Linked DNA regions of Homo sapiens: region 1 is linked to region 2. A link is a loop called in an ENCODE intact Hi-C map of the cell type or tissue named here. Cell type or tissue: dorsolateral prefrontal cortex. All regions are shown on one strand. Each heading gives the region's core, and the rest is flanking DNA. Links, peaks and the distances in the headings are about the cores only.

Region 1 (8,346 bases), core at 306-8,305, 690 kb after region 2:
CCTCACTGCCCAGCTCCTTTTTCTTTATCATGTGTTTCTCTTACTTTTCCATTGACCATTCTAGAAAGTGGGAATGAGAAAAAGAGGGTGGAATGGAAAATAGGGACTAGGGAAATAGAAGTTGAGGTGGAGGTAGCCACACAGGAATTTGAGTGTGGAAGAAGGGGTTCTTTAAGCGTAGATGGTAAAATTCAAGCCAACAAAGGATAACCTCCTTAATCTTAATTACTTCCCACAATGTGCTTCTATTATCATCAGTATATAAATGTGGAAATTAGGTTTAGGAGCATTCAGTGAATTCTCAAATGGCACATTTCTGATGCCATGCCTAGCTCTTATCCCACACACTGCCCTGCAGCTCTGGGAAAGCATCCCATAGAGAAATAATAGCATTGCTACGATGTACATTAGTCTTTGAGATGTAAATCATTTACATTTTCTTTTTACAAAACTATCTCATCAGAATTTACACAAGTACACAAATGGACAGAAGAGTTAAATAATGATGAGACTTATTTTTACTGAATCAATCTGATGCACACAGTTTAGTTGGAGAGATTTGGGATGAAGAGAGAGGTTGGTCTAGCGTCAACAACCTAGATTTGGCCCTTTACTAAAGCTGAAAATTGGCATAAACAAATAATAACTCAGTGATAACAATTTTCAATAACATCCCCTAGAAATTGAAATAAGTGAACCTCTGTGATCTGCTGAGTTGAGAACACCTGTTGTTTACTTTTCTTGGGAAACAGAGACATAAACTCAGGTCTAGGAATCCAAGACCCGGATTCCTGTCTCAGCTATAGTGTTAGCTAGGTGGCTGCCTTGGGAAAGTCTCATAACAGCTGTGATTCTTAGTTGCTTTATTTGTAAAATTAAGTAATTACAATATGTTATTCCTAATGCCTCTGCTGAGATGTAAGTCTAGTGATTCTATGAGGCTTCCTATTGGATATTGCGTTATCTGATTATTTAAGGAATTTATTGCTGAACTTAAAAGCCTCTTGCCTGGGTCTGTGCAGCGCATTATCTAAACTAAAGCAAGGTATCATCTTGTATGAGAAGGGGCTCCATTTTCTAATTCATATAAATATGTTGAATGAGTAGCGGCAGCTCAGCTTTAATTGTTTATAAGAGAAGTAAAACCTACTTTTGGAAATGATATTTCAAATAGTTTTAAATTGCTTGTTTATAATTAAAAGCAGGTAATATGTCTTATAGTCCACTGAGAAAATAAACTACCATCAGAAACAAGTTTTTAAATTAAATTTCTTTGGGCTGGGCATGGTGGCTCAAGCCTGCAATCCCAGCACTTTGGGAGGCCAAGGTGGGCAGATCACCTGAGGTCAGGAGTTCAAGACCAGCCTGGCCAACATGATGAAACCCCGTCTCTAGTCTCTACTAAAAATACAAAAATGAGTTGGGCGTGGTGGCACATGCCTGTAGTCCCAGCTACTTGGGAAGCTGAAGCAGGCGAATCACTTGAATCCAGGAGGCAGAGACTGCAGTGAGCAGAGATCATGCCACTGCACTCCAGCCTGGGCGACAGAGCGAGACTCTGTCTCAAAAACGAACAAACAAAAAAAAAAAAAGAAAAGAAAAGAAAAAATTTATTCACATGTAATATGAAGCAGTGAAACTAGAAAATCTCTAAAGCACCAGTCCTGAAACCAGAAAATCTCTGGAACACCAGTCTAGAGTAACTTCAATTACTGTAATTTCAAGTTAACTTTGTCTCATTACTTCTGTATGTGCCCTATTGCTTAATGGGCCTTAAGGTCAAGGTGGGAGGTGGGGAGTTGTTCTGTTCTATGTAAAGGAACTTCAGTAACTGTCTCTTGAATGCATTTTAAATGAACTTACCTGTGACCCAAAATTGGCCACAAACTCTAACATACTCAGTGTTCTGCCAATTCAGAAGGAACAAATCATCTGCCTTCAGAGTGACTTTGGTGAGTCAGCTGGACTGGAAGAATGTATCCTGGGAGCTGCATTAGGATTAAATCTGATTGCTAGACACTGGCAATTCCTCTCTGAGTTGGAGAAAATCAATTCAACCTTCTCTACCATGTTTTCTTGTACAACATTCTGTCTTATATAAGATTACATAAGTTTCCTTTGTATATACCAATAGACGCATTTAAAAATTGCCTTCTGGACTATTTTTATACTTATTAAACAAGATGAAATAAGTGTTTTGCTGTATAGCTTCTGTCCACTAAATGATCCTTGCACATCCTGATTATCTTTAAAGGTTATGCATATGTTCCAATATCTTCCATCACTAGCCTCAAAAGAAAGCCATTTCTTTATGCTTTAGTAAATTCTTGTTTGGACCACTCAAAATGTCCCCAACTCATTTGCTACAATTTGAGCTAACCAACATGACATTCACTTTTGCAGAAGAGATAATAATTTGAATAACACACCCTTACTTAGCTGAGATAGGAATGTTCTACAGTGTAAAACTATTCTCTGAAGGACATCAAGGATGAGGATTTAACAATTTCCAATCATTACTGAGAGCTCAAAGAGTTAACTAATCTTAAATTTAGATTTGTTCTTAGATACATACACACTTTCTATTTTTTTAATGTGAAATAATTACCATTTACTGAGCAACTACTAGGCGCCAAGTACTACAGACTTTCCACGTATTATCTCAAGTAATCTTTACAGCATGGAATGTGAATTCCATACTATTATTTCCAAGAGGTTAGAAGTTAATAGATTTACTAATAGACACAGCTAGAAAGCAACTAAGCTACATTGTAAACACAAGTAAGTCTGATTCTAAAGCCCATCTGCTTTCCACTATATGCTATTACTTTTCTGGATTAGCTGGGAAAGAGTTAAAAATTCAACAGCACTAACAGTCTCAGAATTAATTTTTGCAGAGTTTGGAAAAATTTCCGATTATCTTTGCTAAGAAAAAAGAATTGAAAACATGCTCACCAAAAGGTTACAATTCCAGACTGTTTAGAAATATGGGAGGGATGTAGAAGTTACGTATCATTTTAGGGTACCACTAACAATATCATCTTTAACCACAGTAACAATAAGTGCCTTATATTGATGAGCAGCCTCTGTGAGTGTTAGTACATTATTTCTAATTGTTACAGAAAGTTTTGGCAATAGTGAAATCTTAGTTTTGAGAAAAATTTCTGTGTAACTGGGTTAACTCTAGAAATATCTGCAGCTACATATAATCACTATTAACACTTATCTAGAATTTTCTATAAACACTTATTTTTAAAACTTATTATGATTTTAATAACCTAATATTTCTTAGAAAAAATTCATCATCATTATTGTTATTAATACTATGTACATAAAAGAAGTAGAAAATTTGAATTTCATCACACAAACTCATCTTTCAAAACCCATAGAGAGAACCCCTTCCATGGGTGTCCAGTCTTTTGGCTTCCTTGGGCCACATTGGAAGAAGAAGAATTGTCTTGGGCCACACATAAAATACACTAACTCTAATGATAGCTGAGGAGCTTAAAAAAAAACTGCAAAAAATATCATAATGCTTTAAGAAAGTTTACGAATCTGTGCTGGGTCCATTCAAAGCTGTCCTGAGTCACAGGTGGCCCATCACTGCAGGTTAGACAAGCTTGCCTTAACCCTTGATGACTTTGGTTCTAAAAAGAATTCTTATATTTTGAGATGCTGGTTCAGTCCTATGCCTAACATTCCTTTCTTCCCGCTTTTCAATATCTGGCCTAAATAGCCAGAATTATTGGGGGTATGCTGTTTGTACCCTTTCCAGTTAAAGATAATTGAGGAAAGGAATGCTTTATTTGCATGGAATTTCGATCAGGAGATTTTGTGCCTACATTCAGAATGCGTCTGTCAAGGCCATATTTCAACCATTTCCTCTCACCAGGGACTAGTCCTGGAACACAATGTGCTGTGCACAAGTCACAAATCTCTGCCAAACCTTTATGTTTTTATTAACTAAGAGCTTCTAATTTAGCTTCACAAATCTGTTTCTTCCTCAAGACTAGATGCTTCCAGGATGATCATCTCAGCTACTTCCACCATCTAGTGGCAAGAGATAGAAATGAAAGGATTTTACACTTTTAAAGATTATTGCCTAAAATATCAAGAATCAGAATAGTTTTCTAATCAGTGGTATTATTAAAAACATTATGTCTAGAAAGGAAAAATAAACACATTATTTTCAGTTGCTGGTCAGGGCCTCATGACTGTTGGGGTCAAATGTAACTCATAGGGTATTTCTTTTTTTTTTTTTTTTAAATTAATCAAATACGTATTTTAAAACATCTGCTATTTGGTCAACACCATCTTAGGCATTGTAGAGGAACTACAAATTTCTGTATTTAAAAGACATGACTCCCTTTTAGTAGAAGTTCATAACTTAGTTATGAAAATAGAAGCTCCAAGCTACTAAGGGCTAAATGTTGTGGTAAATTTCTCACTGCTTCATGTTATCCTCGGTAGGTACCTCTCTCTCCCCAAAGCCCATATATGGTGGTGGTGGACCTGTGTTTCAGTCCTCTGTGTTCTTCTCCCCTCTCCTGAGCAATCCCATCCATTTTCACAACTCCAACTACACTGAAAACGTCAAAGTTTCCATTTTCTAGATCAGATCTTTATTTCAAACTGACTGTTAAACACTTCTACCTGGGTATAACATAAATACTTCAAAATCAGTTACTCCAACATAAACTCAGAAATTATCCCACTCCCTCCCCTGCCATTCTAAAATCTGCTCTTCCTCTGGCATTCTTGGTTTCATTTCATGATACATCCTCTACTCTGGGGTCAAATTTTAAAAATTGTAAATTATCTTCTATTTCTCTCTCTTTTCTACCTTCTATATGTAATATGTCTCAATGTCCTGATGATATCTCTTTTTAAATAAGCCTTCTAATCTATCCTTCCCTTCAACCCCAATACCTCTGCTTTACATCAAAGCTTATCTATCTTTTACATTTCACCTGATGCTCTTGAATCTGATGTCATACCTTTCCAATTATTCCTTCCACTGTACCACATGACATGAATAACGGTCTAATTTGCATATCAGGTCATGTCATTCTCCTTTTTAAAAATTCTGTAGTCACCCCTCATTACCTACAAGGTGAAGTCCAGTCTCTACATAAGGTCCTTCATTACCTGTTCATGCCCATCTCTCTTGCTTTATGGGATGTTTGGGCCCACTCTATGCCCCTTTCCTTAATTCTTACATTATGCGTCAGTATCCTAGCCAACTACTTGGCAATTCTCAGAACTTTTCCATACTGTTACACAACTGCTAGAGTATAGGGCAACCTTGACTTTTCTCCCTTATTTCATACTTCCTTCAAGTAAAAAATGATCTCGTGTATAATTTTTTTTCTCTGACAACACCCATCCTAACCTCTCCAGCTCCAAAAAATTAAACAGTTTTTCTACGTCTTGAGAGACCTCTTCTTTCACACTTTCTTTATTGTACGCTCCAAAAGTATATGTGCCCAACCAAAATATAATTTTATATTAAAGAAATAATTCTATGACAAAATATGTCTGGGAAATACTTTGTACTAATCATATTTCCATCTTAGATGTTTATATTTCATATTATTATAGTAAAGGCTCTGAGAAATCCTTCAATAAGTTAATGGATTTAACTCCTCAAATGTGTTTAAGCACTCATTCATACCTTTATTTTAATAATGCTGACAAAATTCCACCAAACATACTTTGGGAGATGCTAGTCTAGTTTCATTTTAGATTCCAATAAGGGAGTAAAATGAAAAGCAAAACAAAACAAAAATAAGATGCAGTCCAGGTCTTGGGAGCTTACACATTTACTAAGAGCAAGAAAAACAGCAAACCTAGAGGAAAGAACATTATATAGCAGTCCTTCCTGATCTTAGGTTGCACTTTTCATGCAGTTTCAGCTACCAGAGGTCAACTATGACCTGAAAACAGGTGAGTACACTACAAGATATTTTGAGAGACAGAGAGAGAGCACATTCACATAACTTTTATTAAAGTATATTGTTATAATTATATTTTATTAGTTATTGTGGTTAATCCCTTACTGAGCCTAATTTATAAATTTAATTATGTGATAACATACTTATGAAAACATAAGAAAAAACATAGTATAAATAGGATTTGGTACTATCTGCAGTTTCATGCATCCACTGGGGGTGTTTTTTTTTTTTTTTTTTTTTGAGACGGAGTCTTGCTCTGTCGCCCAGGCTGGAGTGCAGTGGCGCAATCTCGGCTCACTGCAAGCTCCGCCTCCCGGGTTCACGCCATTCTCCTGCCTCAGCCTCCCGAGTAGCTGGGACTACAGGCATCCGCCACCACGCCCGGCTAATTTTTTGTATTTTTAGTAGAGACGGGGTTTCACCGTTTTAGCCGGGATGATCTCGATCTCCTGACCTCATGATCCACCCGCCTCGGCCTCCCAAAGTGCTGGGATTACAGGCGTGAGCCACCGCTCCCGGCCCCACTGGGGGTCTTAAAATGCATCCCCCACAGATAAGTGGGGACTACTGTATAGTTCAACAAATAATTTTTAGAACAATAGAATAAGGCATATTTTAAAATGATGACTATGTGGGATGCACTAACTCCTTGTGCCATAGGATCTTATGACCAGTCGGGGTTGGCCAAGAGTTAACAGGAAAGGCTTTATGTAGGAAGAGGGTTTTTATTGTACTTTTGGCTAAAACATACTTTCCTATGATTGTGCTCTGGCAACTCTAGTAAGAAAATAGTATAAAAATACACATTGTTATCCTTTGTCTATAGTTTTTTTATTGGCTTCTTCATGCTTCAGCTCTCCTCCTATAATTTCTCAAATGTGCATTGCCTACAGATTCTCAAATGTCTTCTATATATACTCAACAAGTGCCCAGTTGTCTCAGGGTATTGAAGTTTACCCAAACCTCACATACTCCTAATTTCCAGCAAAGCTTCCCAGAACTGTTTATTCCAGTCCCTGTGAAAATTCGAAGACACACAATAATATTTATCTGATTAAAGTAATTCACACCAATTTATAAAAGGAGGCTTTAATCTTCCTTGTAATTAGTTACTGAACCTAAGAATCTAAGCCGGTTTTGACTGCAAGACACATTTCTTTTTTAATACACCCTAGGAAATACTGCCAATTTTAACTGCAAGATGCCATTGATCTTAAGACACATCCAGATTTCAGATATGTTAATATGTGATAAAATATGAAGTTTAGAATTTATGAAATTTTGTATAAGTGATGATTAGGTAAGGAAGAAGAGGACAGCAGTTAACTCCCTCCCTTTCTCTCTCTCTCTCTCTCTCTCTCTCTCTCTCTCTCTCTCTCGCTAATAAATACTCCTACAGGGCACTCTGGTAGGTGCTTGGGCCCCATAGTTTTAAGTTTGAGGAGTTCAAATTTCAGTTTCGGAATAATAATAAGTAACAAATAATTAATTATGAATCAAGAGAATAATCTAGGTACTGAAAATCATTTCACTGCTCTTTGTTTCCCCATTACTTAGTGCTATAGTAGGCACTCAGTTAATATTTATTGAACTGACCTAAAGTGAGAAGACCTAAACTGAAAAGAAAATTCTTGTGGTTTATTATAGGCCAATTTCTTTTATGAAAGATTCTAGGTAGCATCTGAAGAGAATGCATCCCCACCTTGAGGAAAGGAAAACAAATTCCCTTGAATTCACCACTAAATTGCATTTCTCTTTCCAATCCCACACTTCACACTGGCCAAAGCACTCTAATGAAAACAGGCTAAGAAAGCCCATCCTATCACTTAGGCAGCTGGTGTGCACCAAAGACAGATGAATCTTAGAACCAAGGCTTCAAGTAATACACGACGATGGAGAAAATGATACTCAAACCTGTGACAGTGAGATTATTCAGCTAATGATTCAGAGCCCACTCAATGTGACATTTAAACTGTTATCCAGCAATCTCACACTCTGTTTAGGCATGCCATATGTAAATTCTCCATTAATACTAGAGTCACATTGTTTTCTCAGTAGGATTCTGGGGGAAGCATCTGATTATGTGTTTTGCCTCCTTTTCTTCCTTTTAGTGTTTGACCCAAGAATACCAGACAGATAAAAGAAGGCAAAGAAGTTGAAAATATGACAGTTCTAATGGAGACCTTGTACCTTTTTAGCAGTTCCCTGATTCTAACAGGCTTCCTTTATGAGAAAATAACCCATTAGATTTTAATCATTGCAAGTTTTTCAACAGTTGAACTGTGATAATAACAACTTGATTAGGAAATGTATCCTATTGCTATAAAAATGCTAGTGCTTGAATCTGATATCACAGTACTGTGCTGGAGCTCACTCGTACTAGCTCATGAGA
Region 2 (8,346 bases), core at 130-8,129:
CAATGGGATATATGATATCAGCAACTCACTACTTGTAAAATTGTTTCTCAAACTAAGATAACATTTGCACATCAAGAAAGAGGCTAATATCAGGACAGATGTTTGAGTTCCCCACTGCAACAACTACCAAAATACCATGCAAAAAATCATTCCTTCATTCTAAAAAAATTTCTTAAACTACCTTTACTTCTACTTTTCTTTTGTTTAAAACATCTCTTTTTGTATCAAGCACCACAGTAGTACTCAGTATGACGGATGCACACAAAAGCAGGGAGGGATTTTTGGGAAGAAGAGACTAAGGTTGAATGCCCAGATCATGAAAGATCTTACAAGCCAGGTTGTGGGTTTGTTGTTTGCTTGACTGTTAATTAAAATTTACTGTGTAGGCCATGGGGCTCATTAGAAGATTCTGAGACATTAAGAATACTTAAATTCATTTTAGGAAAATTAACAGATGGTCCTATGGAGGGCTGACGGAGAGGAAAGCACAGATATGATCGGAGGTGGGAAAACCATTTAGGATGTTGTCTAGGAATCCAGCTGTGAGGAAGTCACAGCCTGAAGAAGGGTGACAGCAGTGAGAATTTTAAAAAGGGCAACATGAGAGAGGAAATTTGAAGGGAGAAGCAGTAGGTCCAGAGATGACTCAGACATTGGAAAAAGAGGAGAGAGAGCATCTAAGTAACTAGCAAAAGGAGAGATGAGTGGAATCCAGGGTCATGAGAATGAGTATGATTTTGACACACTCAGTTCCAGGAAATAGTGAGATATCCAGGTGGAGATGTTCTGAAGCAGCTGGAGACAAAGAATAGGAATATGGGCCTTCAGAGAGGACTATAAATACATATTTGAGGATCATCAATAAAAAGGTCAGAGATCAAATCTTGAGCCAATAGTTCACTGAGTTTGTGTACAGCTCAGAATAATATGGAATTATAGAATGTAAAAAGTCTTAAAATGCATTTAGTTCAATTTTCTGTATCAGTAGTTTTAAAAAGTGTTTTTGCAAGCCTTAGGTTTGACCAAGTTGTCATTTGCATCACCCACCCTCCTCTCCCAAACATCTCAGTTCATCTTCTATTTTCCAGCTCTTAATGATGTAAGAATGAGAAAGAGCCATCCCATGTATTTTATACTAATGGCTACACAAAGAATTTGTTACTTGCTATCACATTTCCATGCATAAAATGATGCATTATGTATATATGCCTTATTATGAGGAAAGGTGTAAAGTGCACCTCACAACTTGAACTGTAAGTAATAAATTATGTAACAATGCATTAAGTCAGAGGTAAAGTGACATAGAGTTAACTCATTTCATTCTACAAATACTTTGTAAACACCTACTGTGCCAGGAAGGTGTTTCAGGTGCTCAGAATGTTTGCAAACAAAACAAATATCCCTGTCCTTGTGGGCTTACAATCTAATGAAGGTAGACCACTAATAAACAATAGATGCAATAAATAAGTTCATTATATAGCACGTTAGAAGGCAAAAAGTATTTTGGAGAGAAAAAAAGGCAGAGCAGTGTAGGAGGGATAGGTTGTGGTGAGGAGGGCCTGGGTAGGATGGATTGAGAAGGTGACATTTTAGAAAAAATTGAAGAGGTGAGGAAACTAGTCATGTCGCTATAAAAAGGAAGAACATTCTGGCCAGAGGAAAGGAACAGCCAAACAGAGATCCTAATATGGAAGGGTGCCTGGTGTTGTCAAAGAAGAACTAGGAGGCCACTGTGGCTGAACTGAGTGAATGAGGAAAGGAGAATGGTAAACAATGAAGTCACTGTTTTAGTTTTCTATTGCTGAATAACAAGTTACCACAAATCTAGCAGGTTAAAACCACAGCCATTATTCTCTTTCAGTTCTGTAGGTCAGGAGTCTGGGTGGACTTGACTGTGTTGCCTACCTATGCTGAAGTCAAGGTGTCAGCCAGGCTCAGCTTTATTGCAAATTTCTGTGGAAAAATCTGCTTCCAAATGTATTTAGGTTCCTGGCAGAATTCAGTTTCTTGTGGTTGTAGGATTGTATTAGTCAGGGTTCTTCAGAGAAAGCCAACATGAGATTGCACACACACACACCCCTATGGTATATACACATACACACACACCCCTATAGTATATACACATACATCATAAGGAATTGGCTTATGTAGTTGTGGAGGCTGATAAGGCCCAGGATTTGTGGCTGGCAAATTGGAGACCGAGGAGAGCCAGTGATATATATTAAATAGTTGTAGGCTGAGGCTAAGCCTGAAGGCAGATGAAGACTGCTGATGTCCCAGCTTGAAGACAGTCAGGAAGAAGCAGCAAATTCACCCTCTCAATGCTTTTTTATTCTATTCAGGCCTTCAGTGGATTAGATGAGGATCACACCCCTTGGGGAAAACAATCTGCTTTACCCAGCCTATTGATTTGCATGTTCATCTCATCCAGAAACACCCTCACAGACATACTGAGGAAAATGTTTAACCAAATAGCTGGACACTCAATGACTCAGTCAAGCTGATACATGAAATTAACCATCATAAGGAATAAGGTACCCATTTCCTTGCTGGCCATCAACTGGGGCCTCTCTCAGCTCCTATAGGCCATCCACATTCCTCACCCCATGGCTCTCTCTATCTTCAAGCAACTAATGGCACATTGAATCCTCTTCACATTTGGAAGCTCTGACTTCCTCTTCTCCAACTAGCTGAATAACTCTTTGCTTCTTAGGGGTTTATGTGATTAGGCCAGGCCCACCCAGATAATTTTCCTATCTTAACTGATTAGTAACCTTAATTACTTGCAAAATCCCTTTTCTTATGTAAGAACTTAACTGTGGGAGTAACACCAGGAGGTAGATATCATGGGTCCCTCTTAGAACTCTGCCTACCACTATCAGAGAGACAACGGTGCATTAATCCTGCAGGGCCTTGTAGATCATTTTAAAAGCTTTGACTTTTACTCTGATAGAAATGGGGAGCCTGTGAGGAAATGAATTGACCTGACTTACATTTGTAAATGATTCCTTTGATGTAAAATAGAGTCCTCTTGCAGCTGGGTGGGCATGGCAGTTCAGCTCCCCCTTGATCACAGAACAGCAGGGAGGGAGACACAGAGCATTCACCTCATTCTACCTCATTGCCACTAGGTGGGAGTAGAAGTTCAGCTCCGCGCTTGGATCCACTAACACCAATCGGGGAGAGAAGATGGGGTGCTGACTAGCACTGCCTTGAACCACCTTATTCTCCTTACCTTTGCATGGGGGTAGGAGTTCAGCTCCTCACAGGGCCCTGCTGATACTATCCTGGCAGGCAGAGTGGTTTTCCAACTAGTACTGATTTCCTCTTTCTCCTACTTCATTGCCACTGTGCAGGGGTGGAAGTTAAGCTTCTTGCTGGTTCCCATCAATATTAGGAGTAGGGGAATGGAATGCCAACTAACGCCACCTCATTTCAGCCTGTTGCTGCTGGGTAAGGGTACGAGTTCAGCTCCCCACTAGAAAGTGGAGTATCGACTAGCATCACCTCGTACCCCCTTGTTCTGCCTATTTGCTGCCAGGTGGGGATGGAAATTCAGTTCTTGTTCTGTCTACCAACAACAGCCTAGTGGAAGAAGTGTAAGGCCATCTTAGAGTTGCCTCTCCTGGCTGCCGCTGGTAGAGCCAGAAACCTAGCTCTCGGCATAGCACTACTGACACTGCAGGGTTGAGGGGACAGTTTTTTCTTTGGTGTTTGGCTAGAGTAGGTCAGTATTATCAAAAGTTTTCCGGTTCTATTAGTCTACCTGTTTTTCCCAGTCATTTATCTAAAGGGAGCAGGTTTTACTTGGGGCTGTTTTTGTCTGTACTTATTGGCGGTTCCAGGCTGCAGGTTCTCCAGTGCTCTGTCCAAATACATAGCAAGCAAAAAAAAAAAAAAAAAAAAAAAAGAAAAGAAAGAAAAAGTCCTGGGAACTCACTACAGTATCCTTCCTTTCCTAGCCAGTTTGTTGCCTCCTTTCCAACTCTAAAGTCTTCCTACATTTGTGTTTTTCTACTCAAGGTTATTTGTTTTGTTTTGCTTTTTAAATAAGAGGGTGGATTAGAGAGAAATGGGGATACATTTTAAACGTAGAGGCCAACAGAATTTTCATGAAAAGGTTATTGTCGAAATCTCCCCCTTTCCCCAGAATAAACACACGTATAGACATTCTTAGTGGGTCCAACAACACTGAAGCTCTATATAGTACATATAGATGGAGGGAAGAGAGTGATTAGGACTCTGACATTTGTCCCTGTGCTAGATATTGTGCTTGATGCTTTATATGAATCATTTGATTTATTCCTCAAAAAAATGAAAGGTATACTGATTTTGCAACTACTTTAAAACAGGAACAGAAAGCAAAATAGATTGATGATTGGATAGATGGGTAGGTATGTGATAGAGAAAGTATAGGAAAATGTTAATAGTGGAATCTAGGTGACAAGTACACGGATGTTCATTGTAACATTTTTAAACTTTTCCTTATGTTTGAAAAATGTTTATAATGAAATTATGAGTAAAATAAATAACCTGATGAAGAAATCATTAGGGCAAATGTTTAGATTAGTGAAATGAGACTACTTGTCTAAGCTTTTAACTGAGTTTAGTAAGCAGCAAAGGCAGGATTAAGGACATAGATTTTCTGTCTCACAATCCAAAAGTCTAGAATACGGTATATACCAGAGATTGCAAACCAGCAAGTCAAAGGCTGAATTTGACTCATAATATTTACAAATGTTTGAATTAGCTGCCCAAGTTTAAAATTAGGAAAATTTGCATGAAATATGGATTTGTGGCTTCACATGAAAAAAGTCTGGCATTCCATCAACACTAGCTCCCAGTTTTGCTGTGAGGCAACACTTGGTTTAGAGAATGGGCTTCTTTAGAAGGGTCATTCATGCTCTAGTTTGCCATAGTCCTGACCTCTTTCTCCTGTTCCCAGACAAAAAAAAAAAAGCTGTCATTGTACCACATTTGCACTTCTTATAAAATTAAGAGGAAAGTATTTCTTGTACTCATACTCCTATCAAAAATGGGAAAATGAAAGCTTTATGGAGGGAATCATATTTTAATAAAAATGGGAGAGAGTAAGATTCCTATGGAAGTAAAGATTATTCTTACATGTTTAATATGCAATGTGACTTTATGCAGGAAGAATACAGCTTTCAAAGGTCATTATGAAACATCATTGCCCATTACCCATTTATGTTACCCATCTGGGGGCATTTTGTTAGTGACCTTTGCACTTTGACATACTGCTTCCTGTCTTTAAAAACAGAAAACATATAATGTTTGCATGACAGTAGATTTTATTTATTTTACCTGGACCCCATTGATTTCAAACTATCAAAACAAATCTTTTAAAATATATTATTTGGAATTTTTGAAACTCAGAAGATTTAAATGCCTTTTTTAAAAACAGAATTTTATATTATAGTTAATTATGATACTTACTTTAATAGTGAAGATAAATGACAAAAAATAAATTTGTAAAATGGAATGCAAATAAAATGTCCTAAGCACACTTCAAATGATTTATTTTTTCTAATTTAAATTTCTTATCCTAATAACCTATTACAGCAATCTGTAGATTTTAAAGCATTTCACATATATTTTCCTGTTAGAGGATCAAAGCCCTTTAAAGTATTACAAGTCCTATTTTACCGATGCTTAGGTAAATCGGCTTGTCTACATTCACATAGCCAGAAGCATCAGAGCTAGTCTCTTTGCTGTAAGTTAAGTGTTTCATCCATTTGATGGAGAGGGAACTTAAACAATGAAAATTTTTAAAAACTAAGCTAAAATTCAAGTATATTTAAAGTATAGTAGTATACATTGAAGTATATATAAGCCAGAGGAGGATTCTTAATTTAAAAAAGGGATTACGATATATTACAGAATATAGTTTCCAAAACCATTGACACTCAAAGATTCACTTTAACTGCCCTTAGCTCTTATCATTTGAACCACATGGTTCAATACCGCATTCCATGCTGCCTTGCACTCTTCTCTCTCTGAATGTCATGGTATCTACTCCAACCCCTTCATCCCCTCTAATTCAGGTTTTGACTTTTAGGATAAACTCCCAACTTGAAGTCTCCTTGATCCTAGTTTCAATCTTCCAAATACATTCTCCTCCCTAAAATACAAATCAGATCACCTTACTACCCTGCTTAAACGTCTCCAGGCACCCTATGTTCCAGCCACATCAAAGTCCCTGTGCTTCCCTGAGTTTGACATGTTGCTTCATACCTCTACGTTTTGGCTCAGGCCACCTTAAAACTCAGTTCAACCATCACTTCTCTGAATCCCCAGGTACATATGATAACTTGTTCCTTGGGTCCACACTGTGTCTTCCACACATGCATCTATTGCAGCATGTTTTACAGTGTGTCATAATTGCTCATACCTTCTTCTCAAGAAAATGTGAACTCCTAGAACCCAGGCACCAGCATTTCCCCAGTAATAGTAAGATGCCTGGCAGGTAGCAGAAACTCAGGAAATAGGTATTAAATGAATGGATAAACTCCCACAGTGATTAAGGTCTCCATTTCATATTATAATTAATTACACGAATGTCTTTCCCTCTTCCTAGATTTTAACCAGGTATGTCAAAATCTAAATTCCAGAGATATAGATCACAAAACACAAATGGGCAAAGCAGGATGAGAAGGAAATATAGCAAACTGGAAGACACATTTCATCTAAAAGGGGGCTGCTGCTGCTCAACTCTGGACAATCGCTCCAAGCAGGAATGTCAAGCAATCTTGACAGATTCTCTAATTTTTAAAGATAAGCCAAGAATCTAGATATTTATATAAATTTCCCAGAATTCAAATATGACAATGGTTAAAAAAGGTAAAAGCATGGTGCAGGTCAAACTAAAGATGTCTGTTATGCATCCAGCTATGAACTGCCAGTGTGAGACTCTGCCTTGTTAGAAGTTTGATGGTGCATTTGACATCTGCTTCATGTTTTTCGCTTCCATGGTGCTCAGAATGGTACTTGACTGATGGTCATTTAATATTCCACATTTAGCCCATCCTTTTCTTCACTTTTCAGTTTCTCCCATTCTGTAATACCCTTTTATCTTACTGTTTCCCGTTTGTCTTTTTTTTCCTTTTATATTACAGCTGCTCAAGACCCATGATCTTCATGATAAACCATTCTCAAACATTTTGAGCCTAGCTGCTTTTGCATGCATACTGCTGAGGCTAATGACTCTGGGTCTGATTAATATAATAGCCCACATTTCTAAGAACTGTTTTGTGTGTGAGGGCATTGTGGCCCCCAGTGAGATCATAATATCCTGGAGGTGAGGTATCATGGTTTACTTTCTAGGTATACCTAATACTCATAGAACAGTGTTCAGTCAACATCTGATGATTGAATAAATAAACACAATTTATAAATAACTCAAATACTTTTTATACTAGAATGATTTGGGGACTCTGATTTCCTATTTTATTCATCATCCAGAATTCATATTGCTGAAGGCTCTGTTACTAATCATTATTATACATCATTATACATTGACAGTGGAACAAAATTCTATCTCTCATTTCTCATTCTGAAATTAGCTCAGGGATTGTAATCTTCTAGAAATTTTCCCTGATACTCTCCTTAGTCTCTCTACTCTAGGCTGGGTTGGGTGCTTCACCTAGCAATCTTTTCATGTATCTATCATAATGCTTATTCCACTGGATTGGTTTATTTGACTCCCTTTCTAGCTAGAGTGAGCAACTTCAGGGCAGAGACCCATACAAAACGACATACGTTGGCATTTGCTTTTTGTCTCCAATACCTGGTACATAAGAGGTGCTCACTGTCAGCTAATTTCATATTATGTTTTAAGTATGGAATGTATAGAAGACATAATTTGGTCACTCACAATATCAGCAGTTTTAAAAACAAAGTTAGATAGCTACTTAAAAATATGTATCTTACCCATCCATCCAACTTCCAATAGACAAGCATCTATGGAGTACCTATGTTGTGTTAGGCACTGTGAATACAAAGATTAAAGAGCCTGGGGTAGGAGGAGCCACATGTAAACAAACGCTTATAGAAGCCTAGGAAGTGGACAAGTGCTATGACAGAAACTTGTGAGCAATAAGCTAAAGTAGCCAAGAGTAAGGAGCGGCCAGCCTTCTTCTTAAAAGGTATTATTCTTTTACCATCATCACTTAGATGAAATGTGCTATATTCATTTATGCAGTTTTTATTTTTCTCTTAATATTATGTAAAAAGTCTTTAAAATTATAAAACCTTTGGATGCTGAGCGAATGGAGAAATGCCAGCCTGACCTGCTGCAAGCTGTGACAGATCATCAGCAGCATAATC

What was found. Peaks named below come from ENCODE experiments on the same cell type or tissue, not always from the same donor. Only the 100,000 strongest peaks of a DNase experiment are listed, where the experiment ranks them.
Region 1: a loop joins it to region 2, with 12 times the contacts of the local background. A loop is called at or near these places in 56 of 110 quality-filtered maps.

Annotation. Positions count from the first base shown.
Region 1 is chr11:84,520,603-84,528,948 of GRCh38, forward strand. The region is part of intron 7 of DLG2 (discs large MAGUK scaffold protein 2); the gene reads right to left. Among named protein-coding and RNA genes, the nearest start is that of DLG2-AS2, 890 kb to the left of the region's middle. In dorsolateral prefrontal cortex, for the core only: CTCF peaks have their summits at 4,059 (motif pointing left) and 4,080 (motif pointing left); no DNase peak of the experiment used is centred there; H3K27ac peaks cover 618 bases.
Region 2 is chr11:83,833,838-83,842,183 of GRCh38, forward strand. All of the region lies in intron 16 of DLG2 (discs large MAGUK scaffold protein 2), which reads right to left. Among named protein-coding and RNA genes, the nearest start is that of DLG2-AS2, 200 kb to the left of the region's middle. In dorsolateral prefrontal cortex, for the core only: CTCF peaks have their summits at 3,136 (motif pointing right) and 3,337; a DNase peak (open chromatin) is centred at 3,144; H3K4me3 peaks cover 459 bases; H3K27ac peaks cover 7,306 bases.